Regions from separate parts of the Mus musculus genome. Here all the other regions are linked to region 1. A link is a loop called in an ENCODE intact Hi-C map of the cell type or tissue named here. Cell type or tissue: heart. All regions are shown on one strand.

What was found. Peaks named below come from ENCODE experiments on the same cell type or tissue, not always from the same donor. Only the 100,000 strongest peaks of a DNase experiment are listed, where the experiment ranks them.
Region 2: a loop joins it to region 1, with 4 times the contacts of the local background. A loop is called at or near these places in 2 of 42 quality-filtered maps.
Region 3: it touches region 1 in a loop (3-fold over the local background); 2 of 42 quality-filtered maps call a loop at or near these places.

What each region holds. Positions count from the first base shown.
Region 1 is chr5:98,325,728-98,333,727 of GRCm38, reverse strand. It overlaps Cfap299 (cilia and flagella associated protein 299), which reads right to left and starts at 4,424. Exons shown (of 6, transcript NM_001024614.1): 1 at 4,264-4,424. The coding sequence starts at 4,374. In heart, a CTCF peak has its summit at 4,214 (motif pointing right); a DNase peak (open chromatin) is centred at 4,287; H3K4me3 peaks cover 820 bases; H3K27ac peaks cover 447 bases; H3K27me3 peaks cover 681 bases.
Region 2 is chr5:97,943,351-97,951,350 of GRCm38, reverse strand. Antxr2 (anthrax toxin receptor 2) reads left to right here. Exons shown (of 17, transcript NM_133738.2): 13 at 2,140-2,181; 14 at 3,011-3,106. Among named protein-coding and RNA genes, the nearest start is that of Gm34226, 69 kb to the left of the region's middle. In heart, a CTCF peak has its summit at 3,893 (motif pointing left); no DNase peak of the experiment used is centred here.
Region 3 is chr5:97,581,188-97,589,187 of GRCm38, reverse strand. 4930467D21Rik (RIKEN cDNA 4930467D21 gene) reads right to left here. Exons shown (of 8, transcript NR_045981.1): 7 at 6,903-6,972; 8 at 1,062-3,335. Among named protein-coding and RNA genes, the nearest start is that of Gm34029, 51 kb to the left of the region's middle. In heart, a CTCF peak has its summit at 4,144; no DNase peak of the experiment used is centred here.

The DNA.
Region 1 (8,000 bases):
GCCTAGATGCTCATTTGTGGCACATTTACACAATGTAGTAATTATGATTCAGCTATTAAGAAAAGAGAAATTATGAGTTTTCAGATGAACTGAGTGGAGCTAAAAACAATCAATCTAAGTGTGTAATCTAAACTCATATATATATATATATATATATATATATATATATATATATATATACACACATACACATACATATATGTGTAATGCATTTTTCTTTTATAGTAGATATTGGCTTTTAATCTTTACATATGTTTGTTTCAGTCTAAATAATCACAGAGGTTAGGTTGCCCCTGTAAGGGACTGGGAGTGGCGAGAAGGGGATTTTCCAAGAAAGAAGAAATGGACTGGTGTGTTTTAACATCTTGGGAATTGGTTCTTTTTTATATATTTTTTTAATTAGGTATTTTCCTCATTTACATTTCCAATGCTATTCCAAAAGTCCCCCATACCCTCCTCCCTACTCCCCTACACCCCCACTCCCACTTCTTGGCCCTGGTGTTCCCCTGTACTGGGGCATATAAAGTTTGCAAATCCAATGGGCCTCTCTTTCCAGTGATGGCCTACTAGGCCATCTTTTGATACATATGCAGCTAGAGTCAAGAGCTCCGGGGTACTGGTTAGTTCATAATGTTGTCCCAACTATAGGATTGCAGATCCCTTCAGCTCCTTGGGTTCTTCCTCTAGCTCCTCCATAGGGGGCCCTGTGATCCATCCAATAGCTGACTGTGAGCATCCACTTCTGTGTTTGCTAGGCCCCGGCATAATCTCACAAGAGACAGCTATATCAGGGTCCTTTCAGCAAAATCTTGCTAGTGTGTGCAATGGTGTCAGCGTTTGGAAGCTGATCATGGGATGGATCTCGGGATATGGCAGTCTCTAGATGGTCCATCCTTTCGTCACAGCTCCAAACTTTGTCTCTGTAACTCCTTCCATGGGTGTTTTGTTCCCAATTCTAAGAAGGGGCAAAGTGTCCACACTTTGGTCTTCCTTCTTCTTGAGTTTCATGCGTTTAGCAAATTGCATATTATATCTTGGGTATCCCAAGTTTCTGGGCTAATATCCACTTATCAGTGAGTACGTATTGTGTGAGTTCCTTTGTGATTGGGTTACCTCACTCAGGATGATGCCCTCCAGGTCCATCCATTTGGCTAGGAATTTCATAAATTCATTCTTTTTAATAGCTGAGTAGTACTCCATTGTGTAAATGTACCACATTTTCTGTATCCATTCCTCTGTTGAGGGGCATCTGGGTTCTTTCCAGCTTCTGGCTATTATAAATAAGGCTGCTATGAACATAGTGGAGCATGTGTCCTTCTTACCGGTTGGAACATCTTCTGGATATATGCCCAGAAGAGGTATTGTGGGATACTCCCGTAGTACTATGTCCAATTTTCTGAGGAACTGCCAGACTGATTTCCAGAGTGGTTGTACAAGCTTGCAATCCCACCAACAATTGAAGAGTGTTCCTCTTTCTCCACATCCTCGCCATCATCTGCTGTCACCTGAATTTTTGATCTTAGCCATTCTGACTGGTGTGAGGTGGAATCTCAGGGTTGTTTTGATTTGCATTTCCCTGATGATTAAGGATGTTGAACATCAAATCTAAGTGGATTAAGGAACTCCACATAAAACCAGAGACACTGAATGAAACTTATAGAGGAGAAAGTAGGGAAAAGCCTCAAAGATATGGGTACAGGGGAAAAATTCCTGAATAGAACAGCAATGGCTTGTGCTGTAAGATGGTGAATCGATAAATGGGACCTCATAAAGTTGCAAAGCTTCTGCAAGGCAAAAGACACTGTCAATAAGACGAAAAGACCACCAACAGATTGGGAAAGGATCTTTACCTATCCTAAATCAGATAGGGGACTAATATCCAATATATATAAAGAACTCAAAAAGGTGGACTCCAGAAAATCAAATAACCCCATTAAAAAATGGGGCTCAGAGCTGAACAAAGAATTCTCACCTGAGGAATACCGAATGGCAGAGAAGCACCTGAAAAAATGTTGGGAATTGGTTCTAAGGCTTTGTCTTAATTCAGCTCCCAAAGTCGCACTTCCAGACCTGAGGGTCCCCGCCCCCAGCTAGCTTCCTTTGGTAACCAAGAATTGCCTTACAAGCCGGGGCGTGGTGGTGCACACCTTTAATCCCAGCACTAGGGAGGCAGAGGCAGGCGTATTTCTGAGTTCAAGGCCAGCCTGGTCTACAAAGTGAGTTCCAGGACAGCCAAAGCTATACAGAGAAACCCTGTCTCAAAAAAAACAAACCAAAACAAACAAACAAACAGAATTGCCTTACAGCTGGGCAGAAAGTCAGGGAAGGACTTTTAGATTGTGCAGGCAAGGGGCAGAGGGAGAGAGGAGGAAGAGGAAGGAATCCGAGATGGGGGAACAAGGAGAACAGACCTAAAGGCCTAGGGCCCTAAAGGCCCGAGGTACCATTTCCTGATTGGGTTTGTGGTCGAAGAGATGAAATATGGATTTAGCAAATATTAATTCAAGAATACGGGAGGGGAATGTATACTAGCCATGGTGACTTTTAGAAGTGCCAAACCATTGAGCTAGTCAAAGCATATCAAAATTAGCTGGCGTGTCGTTGCGTGTGTGTGTGTGTGTGTGTGTGTGTGTGTGTGTGTGTGTGTGTGTACTGGGGATTAAACCTAGGGCCTCAAGCAAACCAGCAAGCACTCTACTACCGAGCTATATCCTTAGCCCAAAATGTTCTCAGTATTGGAAAAAAAAATATTTTGAGTAAAACTTCATGTCGTTTATATCTGTAATTAATTTATCCATGACTGGAATCCATTATCTAGGGAAATCTTTAAATCATTTTAATATTTCTTTCACCCCTTACCTGAGAAAAGAAATTCAACTGGAATTTTTATTTTTCCGGTAGTCCGCAGGCAGCCACTAAAGAGAAGGACTGTGTTTAGTCAGAGGGGCAGATGACTGGAAAAGGATCTAAAACCCATAGCTTAGCAATTTTGCTGAAGCTTGTCAATCATTTCTCCACTCACTGAACTGGTTGGTTTTATTAGATGATGCTAACTTATAGAATAAAAGTTGTTAATTAGTTCAGCAAAGCTAATGTTACTCGCTGCCGTGGCAATGCAGTTGTTTTAGTGTTCTGTCGTTATTTAGTGAACACGGGAAACAGAGGATGGAGACGCACTACTTCCGTCCCGCCAACCACGCTCCTCAACCTCCGGAGCATCACTACTTCCGCATCACTACTTCCGCATCACTACTTCCGCATCACTACTTCCGGTCTACCAACCAAGTGCCAACCGCGCTCCTCATCCTCTGGCCGGTCAGATAATTAAGATGGACTCACCCTTTCTCTTCCTACCTCCCCTTCTTTCTACATAAGCTTCTTGCAACATCTATTGTAATTATCAATTCAGTGGCTTCATTTCAGATGCAAGGATTTAAAGCAACTTCTGTGGGTTTAAAATATTGGCTAAAAGCAGGAGAGACGGCTTAAGGAAAAGGTGCTTGCTGCCAAACTTGAGTTCATTCCCTGGACACCACAGAATACAAGTTCAGAACCGATTCCAAGTTGCCCACTGACTTTTTATGCATGTGTGCGTACACACAAATGGAACTTTAAGTTACCCATCTAATAAACGTAAAAGCTTGGTTGTTTGGTGATATCGCTGCTGTTGCTGTTAAAAATCATGTTTTGTAACTATTTTAACAGATAATTTCAAAAGGGACAAATTTTCTTCATTTAAGATTATTTTCATACAGTGGCACCTATTTAAAAAGGAGGGGTGTCTATATGATAAACTGCCTTGTGCACAGGAGAAATGAGGGGAGTTGGCCAAATTCAAGTCCTTCCCAGAGTTCTGTAGGGTTGATTCTCCCCCCCCCCCCCCGCCCCCAATGGTGCTTGCTCTGTTTGTCCTTAATATGGAGATGGACTCCTTTGAAAACCTGAGCCCAGGCTGTGAGACTTGCAGTTGGGAGTTAGGAGCTCGGAGCTTGAAGATCCCTCCAACTAAGTCTTCTCGAGCATCCGGGACCTCCCGCTGCCCTGCCCTCAGGTGCACACAGCAACGCGTCCTCCTGGTTTTATGCCTTGTTACTACTTTACAGCGACCAAGTCGGCCTCTGTGCAGCGCACCAGCGTTTGGAGGGCTGGGGACTCCTGCAGCCTGCAGAGAAGTCTCTCGAAGCCAGAGGCCTGCGGTGAGCGCCGTCACCGCCAGGGGGCGACCAAGCCCCGCCGCGGCCAGCAAGACGGACCCGCGCTTACCTCCAGGTAGTACAGGTCGACCGTAGTGATCTGAGAGTCCAGGAAGTCTTCATAGGTGTTGAACTGTGTGACAATGTTGTCCACGGCCGTCAGCCCCTCGTCCTGATCCATCGCGGCTACACCGACGCGTCCCTAGTAACCGGTGTGGGCGGGCCGGACGCGCGCCGGTTGCGGGGGCGGGGCAGAGGGCGCTGCGCTGGCCCTGCCCCAGCCGGATCCCTGGGCGGCTTCTAACCCCTGGGAGCGGTCAGCCCTGCAGGGCAAACCCAACTTTTTTGGTGTAAAAGCCTTAGCAAAGTCCGAAGGTGCCTGCTCAGTGTTTGCAGTAAGAACCTCGACAGAAGAGTATCCCGGAAATCTAGGGGAAATAGTCTTGCTGGGTGCTTCAAAATAGCACGTGATCAGTTGTATAAATTACAACTTAAAGGCAAGTTATGGTTGGTTACTTGTGTGCCAGGAACAATGTATAAACTTCCCAAACGAAGCAGCCTTAGTGATCTCCTTTGCTCCTGCCTTCTGCCTTTCAGTTCCTTTACTTTTTGTTATTTAAATTTCAATAAGTTGAAAATTACTTGAAAAATCTTGCCTCCTTGAACGTCCTTTAAAAAATTGGGTTGGGGGGGAGGGATCCTAATCATGGAATGATATATCCCATTGAGAAGCTGATATTGACTTGTGTTTCTATTTACTCATTTCTTTAAAATACTATAGTATAAAATTGAATCTGAAACATTTCTCATTAGAGCAGACTTGTACAACTGTTTCCACACCAGAAGCACAGATGCTTGCTGTTATGCCAAGGGACTTTACAATCATCTCAGCATTTGTAGAAATCAAATCAGATTCTGCAATGAATCTTTTCCATTTTTTGGGGGGGAGGGGGGCAAAGTAAAGCCAGGTCTATTTAAGACCCCAAGTTGCACAATAAGTTATAGCTTTATTTTAAAAACAGGCTACCAACAATTTATATTGTATAATTATCTAGAAAGCTATAGAAACTAAACTCCAAGCATAGAGGGGAAAAAATTTCATGTGGCCTAAAACATTATCACAAGTAGAGAGGAGAGGTCTCTGTACTGTCTGGTCCAAAAGAAACTTGAGGACAAGTGCCTTTTGTGTCTTTTAGCATTCTGAAGGGCAAGCTGGCCTCTAGGCATCTCATGTACCTGGTTTCAAGTCCAAGCTGACATTCAGGCTCCTCCTAGCTCCTCTCATATCAGCTTCTCAGTCCTACAGAACCCTGACCTTTCAGCCATGTGCTCTCTTACCACCCACCCCCTCTCTGTCCCAGAGGCATTATTCTGGGTGTGTTGAACACAACAGAAAGCTTAAAAAAAAAAAAAAAAGTTTCTGCCGCTGGGGTCCACAGGATATGAAACTTGCTTCCGTGTGGTGATTGATTTGAATTTACCACATACCAGCCCTGTTCTAAGTACCATACAATCTCCATTATTTCGTTTAATCACAACAACAAACTCACTAGAAAACCAGCATTGGTGTTATCCTCCATATGGAGACAGGATGAGTTTAAATGACTTGGCCAAAGTGTCGGGTGCAAAAAAGCAAACCCAAAAAATAACAATAGTCCTTTTCTCTCACAGGGGCATGTGGATGTAAAGATAGGTTATAAAGAGCTGTGTAAAACCAAATACAGAAGTTTGTTTATTAGAAAGAAAAATAAACGTGTGGTAAGGAACACGGATTGATACAAAGCCTAGAAACAGTAGGCGCATCTTCCAAACTGTGGAGGCAAGAAACGCAAGTTCTGTGTGGGATGGAGGGAGAGGTGGACAGTAGGGAGGGGCACAGGAAAGAGGATTGGAAGGAGGAAGCTGACTGAAGTTGAAAGGTGTAGTAAAAGAGATTTCAAACGAGACCAGCCGTGGACCCAAACAGGAGAAGCTGTGGTGGCCATGGCTTCAGAATGGAACTCACACTACTGCACGCTGCTCGTCTAGGGGGTGCTGGGCTGTGCTTACATGTGTTACCGCTGTTTCTGCCATCCTCCCACACCAAGGTTTTATCGTCCTCTTGAAATCATAAAACAGCTAAGGAATGTTGGAATTCCTGACCCTGTGGCACTCTGATATCAAGGACGATTTCTACCTTCATTGTTCTAGCATGATCCATTGCAGTTGTACGTTTTTTAGGGATGCTTCATTAAACTGACCACGCAGACAGAAACCGCACGGTCAGAAGCTCTTTGGTGAAATGATCTTGAAAGCATAGAAATTTAAACAACTTAAAGGTATTTCCAATCAAGGACTCTAATGCTGCCCAAACACTTTTAACAGAGCAGTGTCTTTGTTAATAGTGAAAGAAATTTATAAATTTAGACCATTCTACACAGAAAGGTTAAAATTACAGTAAGCCCAACAACACAAGTCTTCTAGATTTTCACTTTGGGTTCAGAAACACTTTAGACCTGAGCCTGAAAAATGCCAAGAAGGAATGGCAACCATGAAATATGTAAGATTAAGCAAGTCTCTTTTCTATGGTGAGGCCTTTGTTATGACGAAGAAATACTTTATTTTGGAAACCATAAATTCCTTCTTCAAGTCTGGGACTTTTAAACATTGAATCCAGGAATTTAGCACCGATCCCAGAAATTCTATTCTTTGCCAAAAGATGGGGAATATATATTTCACAACAAACTGCAGGGTGTAAGAGAGAAGAGACATATGGAAGAATAAGAAAATACATGCCCTATTCAGCTTAGCTACAGAGTAAAGAAGGCCATACTATAAAGAAAAGGGCATAGGGAAAACCAAACCCTAGCATTTCTTTGAAACAAATGGGCTTTCTTCTATTCTCACTAGAGCAGGATGAAGTCATTTCAAACTACACTCTATCTTTTTCTTTTCCCAAATAATTAGTAATATCCTATGCTAGCTGGGAAAGTAAGTAGAGATTGTAATTTTTGTACGTGGACATGATAGGAAAGGGGTGCTGTGCTAATTATGTTAATAAATGCTAAACACTCTGAGTAAGAACTTGAGGTCCCATTAGGAGGGACTTAATACATTACCATATTGTAGGAAAGAAAAACACATGCTCTCTCTAATAAGATAAGCAATTTGTGTCTGATGTTACCCAACTGTCTGTGATTGCAGGTGAGGGCTATTGCTTAATCATGAGCCAAGGAGAACTTTGTGTGTGTGTGTGTGTGTGTGTGTGTGTGTGTGTGTGTGTGTGTGTGTGTGTGTGTGCTTTGTAATAATGATGACAATGAATGCGGTTAAGCTATTTCTTGGGATGAGGTCACTGGGTTTCCACAGTCTTGTAACTTAGCATGTTGAACTTCCCGGCATGTCAGTCACAGAGACATAGTTGTTCATATGTCGTAATTCATGAACTTTCCATTCTTCTTCAACAGCTGACAGTGCGATAGAGTTCAGAAGGAAGACAATAAAAGATGGATTTGTTTCCAGGTTTGAGATTGACCAATATCAGCAGCTGATAAAAAAAAAAATCCAATGTACTACGTGATAAGATCCCCTGGTTGTCTGTGGTTCTTTGACCTGGGATGGAGTCTAATAATATTTCTCTCTTCCATTAGCATTGTCTATTGGTGTTGTCCTTTCTCATGGCTTGTTTAGACAGCCATATTTTTTAGGTATTCTGGGCGAAGCTTCCCTGTTATTTCTAGGAGACACAATCTCACAGCAGATTTACTGATGCTCTGGCTATTAGAATCTTCCTGCCACCTCTGCCAAATGTTTCTTGAGCTCTAAGTA
Region 2 (8,000 bases), 380 kb after region 1:
GTGGTGGGATTGGGCAGTGATCTTCAGGATGGTATGATCAAGCTAAAGGTTCTACTTATATTAAATTATATTTGCCCTTGCAAGAGGCACATGCTATAACAGTATATTTCAAATCTTTACTATGAAACGAAAGTGGTCTCAGATATATTCGGTGTTAGTGGGAGAGAAGGGTATATTTTGATCTTTCTCTGGTGAGAGAACTCCAGAGAACATGTGACAAACCAAGAGAGATGCAAATTCCAAAGCCTTTCAATAAATTCCAATACTTTATTTGAGCTATGTGCATTGGAACTTTGAATTCATTTTGACTGGGGGCGGGGGGGATAATTGAATAAGCTCCTGTTAGAAGAACACAGATTAGAATGAAGACTTGCTAAAGGGACCTAAGGGTGCTAGTTGTTTAATTTTTACCACAAGAATTTCACGTAACCATTGGTGAAAATGTATTGTAATGATAGACTACCAAGAGCAAGGCTATTAGTAATTATATTTTCCTGCTATGGCCTTTTACTTTTTGAGAAAGTCATACATGCTTATGATATGTTTGATGAAATCTCTCACCTCTGATCCCTCCCCTCCAATTTCTTCTCTCTCTCTCTTACCAGATCCCCCTACCAATCTTGTGTGTTCTTTTTTTGAAACCCATCAATTAAAACACTGAGAAGAATCAAGGAAGCATGAGGCTCCAACTACTTTGGCCCAAAACACCATTGAATATAACCATTCAGCCATATTTTAAAATGTTATTTTAGCTTAAGGGAACTGTAGTTATGATATCAACTCATGAATATATATACTAAAGAAAATGAACAGAATAACCCAGGTAGCACATAACCATTTTATTAAAAATGAGTTATGTATTTAGCTCCCAAATAAAAATGCAGTAAATATTCTAGCCTCTAAAACCAAGCATTTCTTTCCATTAGGAAGTAAAAGTGTGTGTGTGTGTGTGTGTGTGTGTGTGTGTGTGTGTGTGTGTGTTGTGTCATGTATATGTGCCTGTGTGCACACATTTTCCAGACTCCAAGACCAGGGCTGAAGTGTGGAAACTGTTAGAAAGAGAAGTTTTGGCTTTGTGTGGGGAAAAAACTTTCAAATGATGAGTTTCTTGCCAGTTAAATGATGTTTTATGAAGCAGTGAATTTCTCTATTGCAGCTGTCCAAACATAATTGGAACCACTACTAGGTAGGGAATTTTTAGAATATTGAAGTTTTGGTTTGTGTGTACTTTGCATGAGTTGAAAAATGTGTTTGACATCTTTAAAGTTCATGGAATTCTAAGTCCTTGATTTTGAGTTGTGACAGCGAGAACAGAATAAAAAAATCTTTTCTTATTTCTTTATCTTTCCTCTTTCTGTGGTTCCTCCCTCCTTCTCTCTGTTTCCTCCCTCATTCCTGTTTCCCTTCCTTCCTTTCCTTTTCCTCCTCATTTTCTTTAATCTTTCCACCCCATTCACCCCCCTTTACCTCTGACTTTCCCCTTTGTCTTCTGCCCTAAATCCTTAAAAGAATATTTTATACCAATCTCACCCTGATAAATCATGGGAACACAGAGGGAAGGCAAGGCTCACATGAAACTCGAATTGGCATGTCCAAGGAGATTTTTTTTTTTCTAAAGCTAGATAAAATCAAGAACTCTGATATATCTTGGGAAGGAAGACAGAGGTATCTGTGAATATCATAAAAATTATAATCCTCTTTGAGAAGACAGAAATTCATGGCAGAGAGAGGGTAGAGAAATATTTCAAGGAATTTATTGAACCTGGGAAGATTTTGGAGAAGGTTCTAGAAAGAAGAAAGGGTTTGTTGATTCTTCCTCCGTTTGTAGTCTGCTTTTGGAAAGAGTGAACACTGGAAGGGAACATTGGGAAGAAATTTGGGTTGGCTTTGATCTTACTGAGTAAAATGCTGCCAATAGTGTTTCCTCTGGATGTGCAGGTTGGTAAAGATAAAAATACTCCCTTCTTAATAAAGGGGCTATAGACTTCATAACTTTAAGTCAGCTTCATTTGACTAACATTTTGTCGTAAATCTTAACCCCGTCTCTGGAGTTGCCACAGTAGCCATTATTTTGTACACTCTTACTTTTCCTTATGCAATGGAACCTTTTACATTTTATTTTGTTCTATTTTGTGACAGGTTATCAAGGACCCTCCCCCACCACCTTCTGCACCAATGGAGGTAAGCGAATGCCTGGTAAAGGGATACAGGGGCTGTTTTATTTTTATATATAAGTAGCATTCCAAAATTAGACCAATTCTATTTTTGTGACAGCCAAGTATGTACTTTTTGATTTGTGATAAACCAACTGCAACTTTTTATCTTATGATTTCTAGATACTAGGTACTAGAGGAATCGGCCCTTCATGGGTAGACATAGACAGACTGGTTATAGGATCGAAAGTACATGAGGATTTAATACGGTTTTATAATCATGTATTAATGGTCCTGATGACACGTCTCTAAAATTGTTAAAATATCCAATCTGGCTGTTGAAAGGTGTCATTGCTTTCTTCAGAGTGATAATTGCTATTGTATCACTCTGTTCGCTGTCATCGTACTAGCAACATAAAGGAAGGGATGTTTTGGTATTGTGTGTTTTCAGGGCTTCTTTAATGTTTGTCTTTTCATTATAAATTTTATACTTCAAAGTTACATATATACTGAAACATGAAGCAATTGAAATGTGGCCCCACGTTGAATAATCCTTTCAAGTTTGAATTGATGAGCATACTTGCTTTAGACACACAATGCTCAGTTCAAAAGGCAACGTCTGTTAGTTACTGGGTGATGCTGAGAGAATCGGATGAAGGGGAAGATCAACCATACCTTGTAGAACAGTACTTGAATTGTTGTGTGAAATTATAAACACACTGTATATCCCATGTATATTTTTTTTCATTTTTCCATAACAATTGAATAATTTAAAACATCTCATTGTGACCCACCTCTGACTAAGCAATATTTTAATAAATTAATTAGATCCACTTCTAAAAACTGTGTCTCCATAGGAGGAGGAGGAGGATCCTTTGCCCAACAAGAAGTGGCCGACTGTGGACGCTTCCTACTACGGAGGTCGAGGTGTTGGAGGAATTAAAAGGATGGAGGTTGGTCTCTTAAAGGAAGAGAAATCACTGATCTAAAGTATACATTTGTAGGATTCTCCAGCCACAGACACCATGCTTTTTATAATTGCATCCCTCTTTAGTCAGCACTGGGTCCTCTCTGTGCACATTGCTTCTCCGGGGAAACATCCTAACCATGTCCAGAGCTGGTGAAGAACAGCAGGCTCCATCAATCAAAGGACTGCATTGATAAGATTTATGAATGCTAAGGATAAAAATAGTTATGGGTTTCCTCACTGCTTTGGAAAAAAAACCCTGGAACATCAACTTTAAAAATGTCAGTCATTTACAGTTGCAACAATGCTCTTCTTTGAAAAGAACTAACAGTTAGTTACTATTTGAGAGAATTCTCTTTTGCAATAGTCAACACCATGAATATGACTTTATCACAAATACAGAAGAGGCACATTTAAAAATTTAACAGCTCTTACTTACTAGTTACCAGCTATCCCAGTTAATACTTCAGGTATTTATTATGTTGAACTATTTTTTTTTTTTGTTAGTCCAGTATTTCAAAGATGGAGATTCTTTCTAAAGAAAAGAGTAACATGAGCCTGCGAATGGATCCTGAGCAGAAGGATCCATTGGGAGTTTCTGTATTAGTAGGTTTGTGTTACAAACACTTTAGATAAACCAACTTACAAAGAAGGAATTTTATTTTGGCTTGGAGTTCTAACCTAGGGTACATAAGCTTTCCTGGTTCTGGCCCTGTGTCCAGGCTGACCATGGGCAGGTAAGAAGCAAGAGGAAAAATGTCCTGCTATCACCCCCTACAGGCCCAACCTATGAAGGCCTTAGACCTAAAAAGGTCTTAGACCTCCTTCTGGGCACACTTCTTACAGGTGCTGTCACCTTCCGAAAGAGCCTTCCTGATGACCAAGACGTTAATACATGTGTCCTTAGGGGACTTTCCATATCCAAACTGCAGCAGTTTCTTTATGCTCGAGAAAGAGCATGCATGCTTCCCAGAACCCTGTAACCCAAAGTTCAAGAGTCCTTGAATTCCAGAGTGTGAAATTGCATCACCTGGGCTCCCTTTTCAGTTGCGGAAAAATTTTTGAAAAAGAACGAGCCAACTTTCATTGAGTCTGTGTCCATGAATCTTGTACAGTTTGGCCACATCACTGCACTATTCTATTGATGCAATGATAAAGTGGATGATAACAGATTTTAAAAAGATAAAAAACAAAAACCACCCCACCAATATTTACAATGAAATTCAATATAAAAATACACAAAATAAACTGAATTGAGAATTAAGTATTATTAAAATTTATCCAATGTGAATTTAAAATCAGAGTGGGAAAATCAAGTCCGTAATGCTTGCTTGTATCAGCTCCCCCAGTCAAACCTGCCAAGTGCTCAAGCTGGAGAAAGTAAATTAATTATAGAAGGTCTGAGATGGTCTGAATTGCAGGACAAAACTTCAGCATTCAGGTTCTAGTCAGTCAAATCTGATACTTGTTGTTGTTGTTGCTTCTCCAGACCCCAGTCTTTTAAATCAAATGCTTATTTAAACCTTCTGGGGTTGGAGTTTGCAGAAAGCCAGAGCTGAGCTTTTTGATATCTGTTAGCACAACAGACACACTTACTACAATTCCTAATAACTTCACATGGGTGTTTCTGCCAGTTTCTCCTGAAACTGACTTTTTATTTTTTTTTAAATTATGAACCTGCTCCTTAATTATCTAGACTCTTAGTGGTGCAAGTGTACTCTGGAAGTTATGAAACTCACTGCTGAGGACGGAAGCCAAGTGTGAGGGGAGGAAGTCATCTCTGAAGTTTGTGGTTACACATCTCCCCTGTAATAAATGAGGCCACAGATACCCACTCTGCCAAGACCTTCTCTAGCAACTGATTTTTGTTCTTCTTTCTCCCTTACTTTTAGGCCACCTCAATGTGTTCAACTCAAAATATTAAAGATTTATACGTGTGTGTGCATGTGCGCACATACACGCACTAATTCCTTTGTGGAGTTGGAAGAAACTTCTACGAGGAGCCTTCTGGTTTTTAGAGCCTAAGATTAAGCGTTTGGGGATGATTGATTATAACTCAGAAGCTCCTTCATGAGGCAAAGACAGCAAACTTCTTAAATCTCTCTAGGCCTCCATTCCTGAGGGCCATGTGTGCAGTCATCAGAGCCTGGGCATGCTATGTTGGATGAAATCCAGTTTAACCAGCTTTTCTTTCTTTTCTTTTCTTTTCTTTTCTTTTCTTTTCTTTTCTTTTCTTTTCTTTTCTTTTCTTTTCTTTTCTTTTCTTTCTTTCTTTCTTTCTTTCTTTCTTTTTTTTGGTTGCAGTGATATTTGATTCTAATTATCACAAGGTCTATGGTTTCATCTGTGAAGGCTAGGCTTAGGAGCGATTTTTCTGAATGACTCTAAATTTTATCTACTTACTGCTCCATTCTAGATTGTTTCTCTGAGTTGTGTTCACTAAACAATCTTGTCTCCTGTTTTCTCTTGTTTTACTACATTAAGTTGTGAAGTTACAGCTGCATGAAATGCATACGCATTTTAGAGTTTTAAATTCAGTTAGTTATGTCCAAAGATTTTATTCCCAGTGTTAGATTATCTAGGGAAGGACTTATTTGAAAAAAAAAAAAGATTTTTTCCCTTTGTTTTTTTTATTAGATTTTTTCATTTACATTTCTATTAGATATTTTCTTCATTTAAATTTCAAATGCTACCCCCAAAGCCCCCTATACCCTTCCCCCACCCTGCTCCCCAACACACCCACTCCTGCTTCCTGGCCCTGGCATTCCCCTGTACTGGGGTATATAATCTTCACAAGACCAAGGACCTTCTTTGATTTCTTTCTTCAGAGACTTGAAGTTCTTATCATACAGATCTTTTACTTCCTTAGTTAGAGTCACGCCAAGGTATTTTATATTATTTGTGACTATTGTGAAGGGTGTTGTTTTCCTAATTTCCTTCTCAGCCTGTTTATCCTTTTGTGTAGAGAAAGGCCATTGACTTGCTTGAGTTAATTTTATATCCAGCTACTTCACTGAAGCTGTTTATCAGGTTTAGGAGTTCTCTGGTGGTATTTCTAGGGTCACTTATATATACTATCATATCATCTGCAAATAGTGATATTTTGACTTCTTCCTTTCCAATTTGTATTCCCTTTTGTCCTTTTGTTGTCTAATTGCTGTGGCTAGGAATTTGAGTAGTATGTGGAATAGGTAGGGAGAAAGTGGGTAGCCTTGTCTAGTCCCTGATTTCAGTGGGATTGCTTCGAGTTTTTCTCCATTTAGTTTGATGTTGGCTAGTGGTTTGCTGTATACTGCTTTTAATATGTTTAGGTATGGGCCTTGAATTCCTGATCTTCCCAAGACTTTTATCATGAATGAGTGTTGGATTTTGTCAAATGCCTTCTCAGCATCTAACGAGATGATCATGTGGTTTTTGTCTTTGAGTTTGTTTATATAGTGGATTATGTTGATGGATTTCTGTATATTAAACCATCCCTGCATCCCTGGGATGAAGCCTACTTGATCATGATGGATGATCGTTTTGATGCATTCTTGGATTCCGTTAGAGAGAATTTTATTATTTTTGCATTGATATTAATAAGGGAAATTGGTCTGAAGTTCTCTTCCTTTGTTGGGTCTTTATGTGGTTTAGGTATCAGAGTAATTGTGGCTTCATAGAATGAATTGGGTAGAGTACCTTCTGTTTCTATTTTGTGGAATAGTTTGAGGACTATTGGAATTAGGTCTTCTTTGAAGGTCTGATAGAACTCTGCATTAAACCCATCTGGTCCTGGGCTTTTTGTGGTTGGGAGATGATTAATGACTGCTTCTATTTCTTTAGAGGGAATGGGACTGTTTAGATCATTAATCTAATCCTGATTTAATTTTGGTATCTCCTATCTGTCTAGGAAGTTATCCTTTTCATCCAGGTTTTCCAGTTTTGTGGAGTATAGCCTTTTGTGGTAGGATCTGATGATGTTTTGGATTTCCTCAGATTCTGTTGTTATGTCTCCCTTCTCATTTCTGATTTTGTTAATTAGGATACTGCCCCTGTGCCCTCTAGTTAGTCTGACTAAGGGTTTATCTATCTTGTTGATTTTCACAAAGAACCAGCTCCTGGTTTGATTGATTATTTGAATAGTTCTTTTTGTTTCCACTTGATTGATTTCAGCCCCAAGTTTGATAATTTCCTGCAGTCTACTCCTCTTAGGTGAATTTACTTCCTTTTCTTCTAGACCTTTTAGGTATGTTGTCAAGCTGCTAGTGTGTGCTCTCTCTAGTTTCTTTTTGGAGGCACTCAGCTGTGAGTTTTCCTCTTAGGACTGCCTTCATTGTGTCCCATAAGTTTGGGTATGTTGTTGCTTCATTTTCATTAAACTCTAAAAAGTCTTTAATTTCTTTCTTTATTTCTTCTTTGACCAAGTTATCATTGAGTAGAATGTTGTTCAGCTTCCACATGAATGTTGGCTTTCTATTATTTATGTTGTTATTGAAGATCAGCCTTAGTCTATGGTGGTCTGATAGGATGCATGGGACAATTTCAACATTTTTGTATCAGTTGAGGCCTGTTTTGTGACTGATTATATGGTCAATTTTGGAGAAGGTGCCATGAGGTGCTGGGAAGACATTATATACTTTTGTTTTAGGATAAAATTTTCTGTAGATATCTGTTAAACCCATTTGTTTTATAACTTCTGTTAGTTTCAATGTGTCTCTGTTTAGTTTTTGTTTCCAGGATCTGTCCATTGATGAGAGTGGGTTGCTGAAGTTTCCCACTATTATTGTGTGAGGTGAAATGTGTGCTTTGAGCTTTACTATAGTTTCTTTAATGAATGTGGATACCCTTGTATTTGGAGCATAGATATTCAGAATTGAGAGTTCATCTTGGAAGATTTTACC
Region 3 (8,000 bases), 740 kb after region 1:
TAAAATAATATAACTTATACTATATGTATAAAATAATAAATTTATGATATGGCACATGCAAGTCTGAATTTAAGTGATTGCAAATTTGTTCTTTTATTGTATTTCCTTGTTATTTAACACTAGATTAAAACTTTATATTTGCTGGTTTAGCAAATATTACATTTTAAATAAGAAATATTTAGCATCTTCAAAGACAAAGGATGAGGCATAATTTAAAATAAACCACACTTCTGAAAAGATAAATTGAACATAAATTGTTAGTTATGCATTTTAGTGAAGTATTTTCCCATAGTATTTGCAAAAGACCTGTACCATAACTAAATCTTTGAAATAAGTGCAGCATGCCATCCTACATTTAGAAATACATAGCTCTTTTTTTTTTTAAATTCTTTTCTTGCTCTATATTATGCTCCTATTTTTCTTCTCCCCAACTCTTCCCAGGTCCTCTCCACATCTGTAACTCCATAACCTTTTTTTTTCTCTCTTTCTTTAAAAACTAAAACAGACATGCAATCAAATCAAAACAAAAACAAGAAACATACACACACAAGAAATCCACAAAAACACAAAATTGGAAAACATAATATATAAGCAAAAGACCATTAAGACCAAAAAATAATGTCCAAGCAATATAAGACAAAACGTCTACTGCTGGGCAAGGCAGGCTCTACACTACCTGAGTGCAGTTAATATACACAGTGAGACTCCAGGGGAAAGAACCAACTTTTCCATTGCAAGTGGGTGTCATGTACAGAGAGCTTCTTGGTAGGGGTGGGAGCCTCTGTCAACTTCCCCCTCTCAATTCTTGGAACCACATCTTGTTCTTCTCTCCACAAAAATTAAGTGTGTTTGAATTTTGGAGCAGTGTCAAGGCTGATGAGACAAATAAGTGAAGGAGACCCAATGTGGACTGACATAATTCAATGCTGTGTTGAAGGGGTGACTTCTACTCTTCTTCAGTAGGTTAGGGCAAGGCAGAAATATGACTTTGATGTTGCTTCATACATAGGTTTTTGTTGGTGTTATTGTTTTGAAAGAAACAAATCTCCTGAATATTTTCATGAAATATCCTATTGTTTAATTATCCGTAAGCAATACAAAAATTTATTTTTAAAAACTATTGGGGTAAACAGAATATGTCTACAGAATCAATATGGAACTATAAAGAGGGATAAATGATTTTAAATGGATTTTTCTTTTAAAACTATATCTCCATAAAGTATTATGTGTTCATGCTGAGTACTATGTGGTCTAGGAGTGAATCTTAGGTAGAACTACGAGAAATTCACATTGTAGGAAAGAATGAGACAAAGGCGATCAGGAATGAGTTGGTGATGTGTTACTCTCGATGCTTAGCTAGTCTCCAACTTTTAAAGTGTATTACTGGACTCTAGTGACTATTCTTCAAGGCTCATCAATACCTATATGTGTGTATTGCCTACTAGAAAACATCTGAGAACTATGGATGCCAGATTTCGCTAATATGTGTGTATTGCCTACTGGAAAACATCTGAGATATGGATGCCAGTTTCGCTAGCATGTAGAAGGCCTCTCAGATCAATCCCCTGCACAAAAAAGAAATTCACAAATAAGTAAAATTGTTTTAATTGTGACCATTTTAAATAGATGATCAAGTTTTTTCTGTTGTATTTCACAGCCCTAAATTTTGATCCTCTTGAATATTTTAGCCTAGTCTCTTTTGTGATGTGAGTTAAACTTGCATGCACCATGTTTCAGAAAAAAAAAATAGCAAATGAGCCTGGCCTGACTTCTCCCTAATATCACATTGGGAATTCAGCAATAGTTATTAGTGAAGCCTTGCTGTGGCATGCAGCAGAAGTCTGAGAATACTGGCTGATCATAGGCAGCAGTCAGGCAACATAGAAATAGAACAAGAAAACACAATAGGAGAATGAGCTGTCTGGGAATTCTCAAGAGCCCCCAAATATTTGGGAGAACACTGAAAATCTAGTTGCTGGCAATTAGGCTTGAAAGAGAAAAATGCTGTAATCATGCACAGCCTCCATAGGAATCCACAAGGGACTGTTTCAAAGACCCCCACAGATACCCAAATCTGACAGTGCTCATCCCTTACACATCAATTGGCACAGTACTCATTTATAATGTACACAATCCTACTATACACTTTAGTTTGTCTGCATGTTGCATATAACATGTACAACAAAATGTAAATGCAGTACTGTTTAGGGAATGGTAACAATAAACACTCTGGGCATGCTAAGCAAAGATGCAAGAGGCAGAAATGCTAAGGGTTTTACCACTATAAAAAAATTATTCTAACAGGAAAAGACGTTTATTTTCACTTTTATTCTCGACACATAAACTCTGTTCCCCTGCTTTTAGGAAACAGAAACAATTAGAATGGAGCTCTAAGTGTCAAGGGAAAACTACCAAAAGATCACTAAACACTGCTCTGAGAATTTGGATATTAGCTAATCTGTCCTTACTGTAAAACCAGTGTCCACAGGTCTGTAGTACCCACATGGCTCTAAAAAGCAGCTTTCATTTTCTGGATGGCTACTTGTTATTGCACCTGTGTTCACTACCTCACTACCATTCAAACCAAGGTTTAAATCCAACCCTGTTTTCATTTTGACTGGGGAAGAGCGGCAGGTAGAGTTTCTTCCTATCCTAGCAATCAGAAGAGACCAAGGTGACATTGATGAGGAGGTTGCCTCGTGATGCTATCATTATCAGTAATTAGCCACAGTTAGTAAGCTTCTATTAATCAAATCCACATCTGGATCGACTTGAATTCTGTGAGATGAGCAGTACTGTTTGCCATTTAAAGCATGGAATCTTGCACAACTTTGCAAGTGGCTGCTCAGAAGAAAGAAAACTTTATTACCATAGAACAGATAATCTTACTCCATTAAAGCTCTAATTGATACATAGGTATGACATCTATCTTTGTGTGGAAGAAATGTTGGGACTTTTCGAAAAAATCTACATCTCAGAAACAATTTTAGATCTGTTCTGCACACATGAGTCTCATTCACTACTTAATGAGATGCTGTAATAAATGTCTAAGCATGCCATGAGTAAATCAAAGGGATGAAAAAGATAGTGTCTATTTCAGGGCCCATAGGGCTAAATCCTTGACACGTGTTGACCCAAGAAAATGTGCAATTCTAAAATGTAATTCTAAATGTAAAATGAATGAAGTGGATTAGGTTGCTTCAGTTGTGTGGAAAGGGGAGATGAGATATCTTTTAAGTAAGAGGTTCACCAAACTTCATCTTCCTGTGCTTCTAATTGCACATTCTAGTCCTGGCACCAGTGTAGAGACCATATTTTGAAAGATGGAGAAATCCCTAAAGAAAAACAAAGTGAAAAGTTTTAAAATAACAATAGACCTCCTACATGTCATTCTTTTTTTCTACCAAATAATTTCCATTCTAAAAGCTTGGTAAAAATCCATGCTTATTTTGTATTATTTACTAAATATATCAATAAACATGAAATACTTCATTTGACTGAATCACAAATTCAGAGAAGTTCAAAGAGTCCGCCAGATTTCCTGGCCAATGGATAGGATTATAAGTGATCCTAGTCCTGACAGTAAAATACTTAAAAAGGTTTCATATACTTAATGAAGTAAAATCAGACAGTGAGATAATCTTCTACATCCTGAACATATGCATGGACTTGAGAACAATACTGACACCTTTGCATCATTCCTGACATGTTAAGACCCTCTTCCCACATTCCCATAGTTCTCAGATAAGTTCTCTTGTCCCTCCTTGCTCTTAAGCTATGCTTAGCTATCACTTACAGCTTCATCTCATCCATTTAGATCAGCAGCCCCACATCTTGACACATCTTTCCCATCCTGGTCATGTCTAAAAAACTCCTTCATATGGTATTACTCAATATTCTTGGCACCCAACCTCACATGCAGTGTTCACCTATGAGAAAAGGCCAGGTGTTGCTTCAAAAACTGAGGTTGCAAACAGAGAAGACCTTCTTATTCATAGAGATTGTCGTCTGCATGAGACATGGAGAGTCCATAAAGTAAGAAATGTATTAAATAAATAAGTTTTTTCATGTATTAGATGATTTTCAAAGCTATGCAAACTACAAACATATAGGGGAATTAGGAGTGCCAAGTTGGGTGGTGTAGGAGGACACCATGTGGTCACTTATTGAGACCATACCTGTGTTGTAGAGATATGAGCACTGAACTAGAATGGTAAAGAAGGAGTCCTTGCGGATATTTGTACACTGTAGCCACAATGAAGGGAGTTATTGCAATATCTTCTCAATGCATACTTGTTAAAGAAGAGCATAGATATGGGAAGAATAAGAAAAGACATGGAGTTTATAAAGCAGTAGATTGTCCATCCTTGTTAGATGAAAATCTTAGAGCTAGGAACTCCTCAATGAGTGGCAATTGGAGGATCATGCACTTAAAATGGAGTGGAGAGGAGCACCTGTGTGGCACTGACAAATGTCTGAGTATAGACTGGGCTTGATCAATAATCAGTGGAAGCCAAGGGGTGTTAGGAGAGGACCATGGCTGGAAGATCTTGGCAGTTCCTGCAGATAAATTGAAATCAAGAGTTTCTGGTTGGTCTCTTCTCAGGCAAGGCTCTGACTTACAGAATATTCCCTCTCTATGTATCTACCTGTATCTTTTGCTCTCCAAATCTAGCTGACCCACAGCTGTCTCTAGAAACCCTTTCACCACAGCCCTGTCTCCCAGGTCTCCTTACCACCACCACCACACAGTACATCCCTGCTCTTTGCCTCTGATAGCCAGCCTCAGATTACTCTGCCCAACCTCATAAAAACCTTTGGCTTCAAGGCTCATGCATTCAGACCACCTTTCTGGTAATCCTCCTGCTGCATTTGTAAAACCTTGGCCTGTTGTCTCTCATTTTGACAAGATTTTGGTCCATGGGTTCACTACTCAATTTTTATATTTCAGATGAAAGATTCTTGGTTAGGTTTGAAGAAATAAAGATACTTCCAACAATCCATTCTTAGATTCAGTAACAAAACAATGTCTAATGTGTCAGTTAGATTCATCAAAGATAAACTCAAAGATATCAAAATGCAACTGGTGTCACAGGAAAGAAAATTCTGCACTTCTTGGATTAATTTGACCAAGAGAAATCACCAGGGTAAAGCCTTCATTTCTCTCTGTGGGTCTTCCATACACCTGTTGTTTGTGAGAGCTGGCTTGTCCATAGTCTGTCTGCTGTGTGTAGCTGATCTGTCCCTAATGCCTATGTCTATATTGTAAATCTGTCCCTAGCAAAGGGCTTTGCCCTGTATTTACTGAAAATATAGAATGCATGAGCTGAGAAAAGAATGAGGGACACTTTCACAAGTTTTTGGTAGAGTTCTACAAAGGATTAAGTTATTTATTCCATCTGACTACAACTTATTCTAAAGCATTCAATACTGCAAATATGCCATTTATCAAGCAATATTTCCAATATTCATGACATATTTATTGTATAAAGGCCTGTTTGCTGTTTTTAGCAAATTATTGCCATCACACACACACACACACAGATGAATTGCTCTCTCGTTCAGAGGCATGGAAGATTACAGAATTTAAGAGTATAGTCATCATTACATGATAACAAAGGTAGTTTAAAGAAAAAGCTGAGGCTACAGACTAAGTCTAAAAGAGGCCCCAAGGAATGCTATTACCTTGGCTGTGAGGTATGGCAAAAGTTCCAGTCTCTTAGAAGGTAAGGGACATTTTAATAAAATTGTATTATCACAGCCCAATACCTACGTTGCATCAAACAGCAGATGCTATCAGATCAAAGCAAAACCAGTAGTATTTCTGTCTTTGAAGTGACTGTATTTAACTATAAGGGAAATTAGTACACAGAACTAAAGCATACTATTTTAGATAATAGGTGTTATGAATAAGAAAAGAATAAATCTATCCCATGAATGTCAATATGCACCATGAAGGTTTTGGGTATGTTGGGGGGGAGAGATAGAAGTTTGAAATATAAGAACAGTGGTCAGAGAAAGATTCACTGAAAAGATGACTTGTGAATAAGGATGTGAGGGAACACGGGTATCAATCAGCTCCCGCATCTCTCTGTTTCTCTGCCACAACTCCTTTTCCTACCTTGGCCATGCATACTATGGCATGCCTCCTACCCTCTCAATTCCAAGAAAAATTCCCTAGTGTTCTGCCTCATGCCAGCTCTGAGTACCACCCTTGAACTCAAGCCCAAGCACACCTTCATTTTCTCCCTAGGATCCAAGGCTAGTTAGTTCTCTTTCTCTCTCTCTCTCTCTCTCTCTCTCTCTCTCTCTCTCTCTCTCTCTCTGTGTGTGTGTGTGTGTGTGTGTGTGTGTGTGTGTGTGTGTGTGCGTGCACTCATCCCCTTTGGTTATTCACTTCTCTCCTTAATTAGTTGTTATTTATGGATCATCATGACAATCACCCCCTTGTATACAGTTACCATTTAACTACCTTGCCGACTGCCTTCATTGTGCCCACTTGGCAGAAACCCAATCTTAATTAAACTACTCAATCTTGCATCTCAACAGCTAAATATGGTAATGACTCCTTGCAGTTGTTTCCATTGCTTTAAGCTCCTGATAGTTCCTCTGCTCACCCCAGTCTCATTTCAGGGTCTAAATCCTAGATCATTGAAACCTAAGTAGTGGAAGTCCCAATGTAATATCTCCCCCTAAAATTTTTGAGTCTAGCTAATTAATTGTACTGTACCTCGTTGGATCCTGAAAGACACAACTTTCTTTAGGAAGAACTTGTCTATTAACAGATACCACTAGAGTAAGTATCCTTAATTTTCCTTTTTACTAAGTTCCCATATTATCCCACAAACATGCTATAATAACTCCCTTCAAACAAGAGACAGAGCTGAACAGGTGGCACACACCTTAATCACTTATGAGGCTAAGACCAGGATAGTGTGAGTCCTTGGCCAGTCTGCACAACAGAAGGAGGATCTATTTGAAAGAAAGAAGGAAGGAAATAAAGAAATTTAATCATATGCATATACCACTCTTCAATTCCCTTTCTCTGATTATCTCTCTCTTAAAACAACAACAACAACAACAACAAAACGCTGCCTGCATTACTGGATTACTGGCACTATTTTGTCTCCTGTTTTCCCAGTCTAGAAGTCATTAAGGCCAGCCTTTTGTTTCCATAAGTCTAATAAAAATGGTCTGGACAACCTTCATACCTTTATCAGCACAAGTTAAGTTTCTTATTTGTTCTTCTCATCTTACTCCGGCTCCCTGTACGTTCCTTGCAGGTGATTTCCCCTCCTTTATAAAGGACTCACTCACTTGGATCCCAGAGCATGTTTGATTTCTCTCCTTGAATTTCATGTACTATATACCTTTCTACTACTCTTCTGCTCCTGGCTACCACGTAATATTGAATTTTCCTAAAGCTAAATCACCAGGTCAATGCTCTTTTTAATGAAACTCATGTTCGTTTGCTCACGTGACTATAAGAGCTACATCCATATTCACAACTGTGACTATGGCATTGCCATGAGGTTCATTATTTGGAAATCCATTTATTATCTCTTGTGTCTAATTGATGTTATGAAAATAGTTCTTGATCCAAAGAATTCAAGAAATAGTTTGTTTTGAGCCAAATATGAGTGACTGTGGCCCAGGAACAATGTCAGAGTGCCCTAGATGACACTTCCCATCCTAGAAAAGATCACATGAGTTCTTATAGTTACAGAACAAAAAAGGAGCCACATAGCAATGCATTTGCCAAAAACAAATATAGGCAAGTTTAATGGTTAATCTTGGTTGTCAACTTGACTACATGTGGAATTAACTAAAATCTAAGAAGTATGGTATGACTTCAAAGGATTTTCTTGATTAGATCTTTTGAGGTGGGAAACTCACCCTAAATCTGGGCTGCATCTTTTAATAGTAGCCTACCAAAAAGGACATGGAAGAAGGCAGCTTTTACTCTTTGCTGGCTTATCCTCAACATCATTGGTAGCATC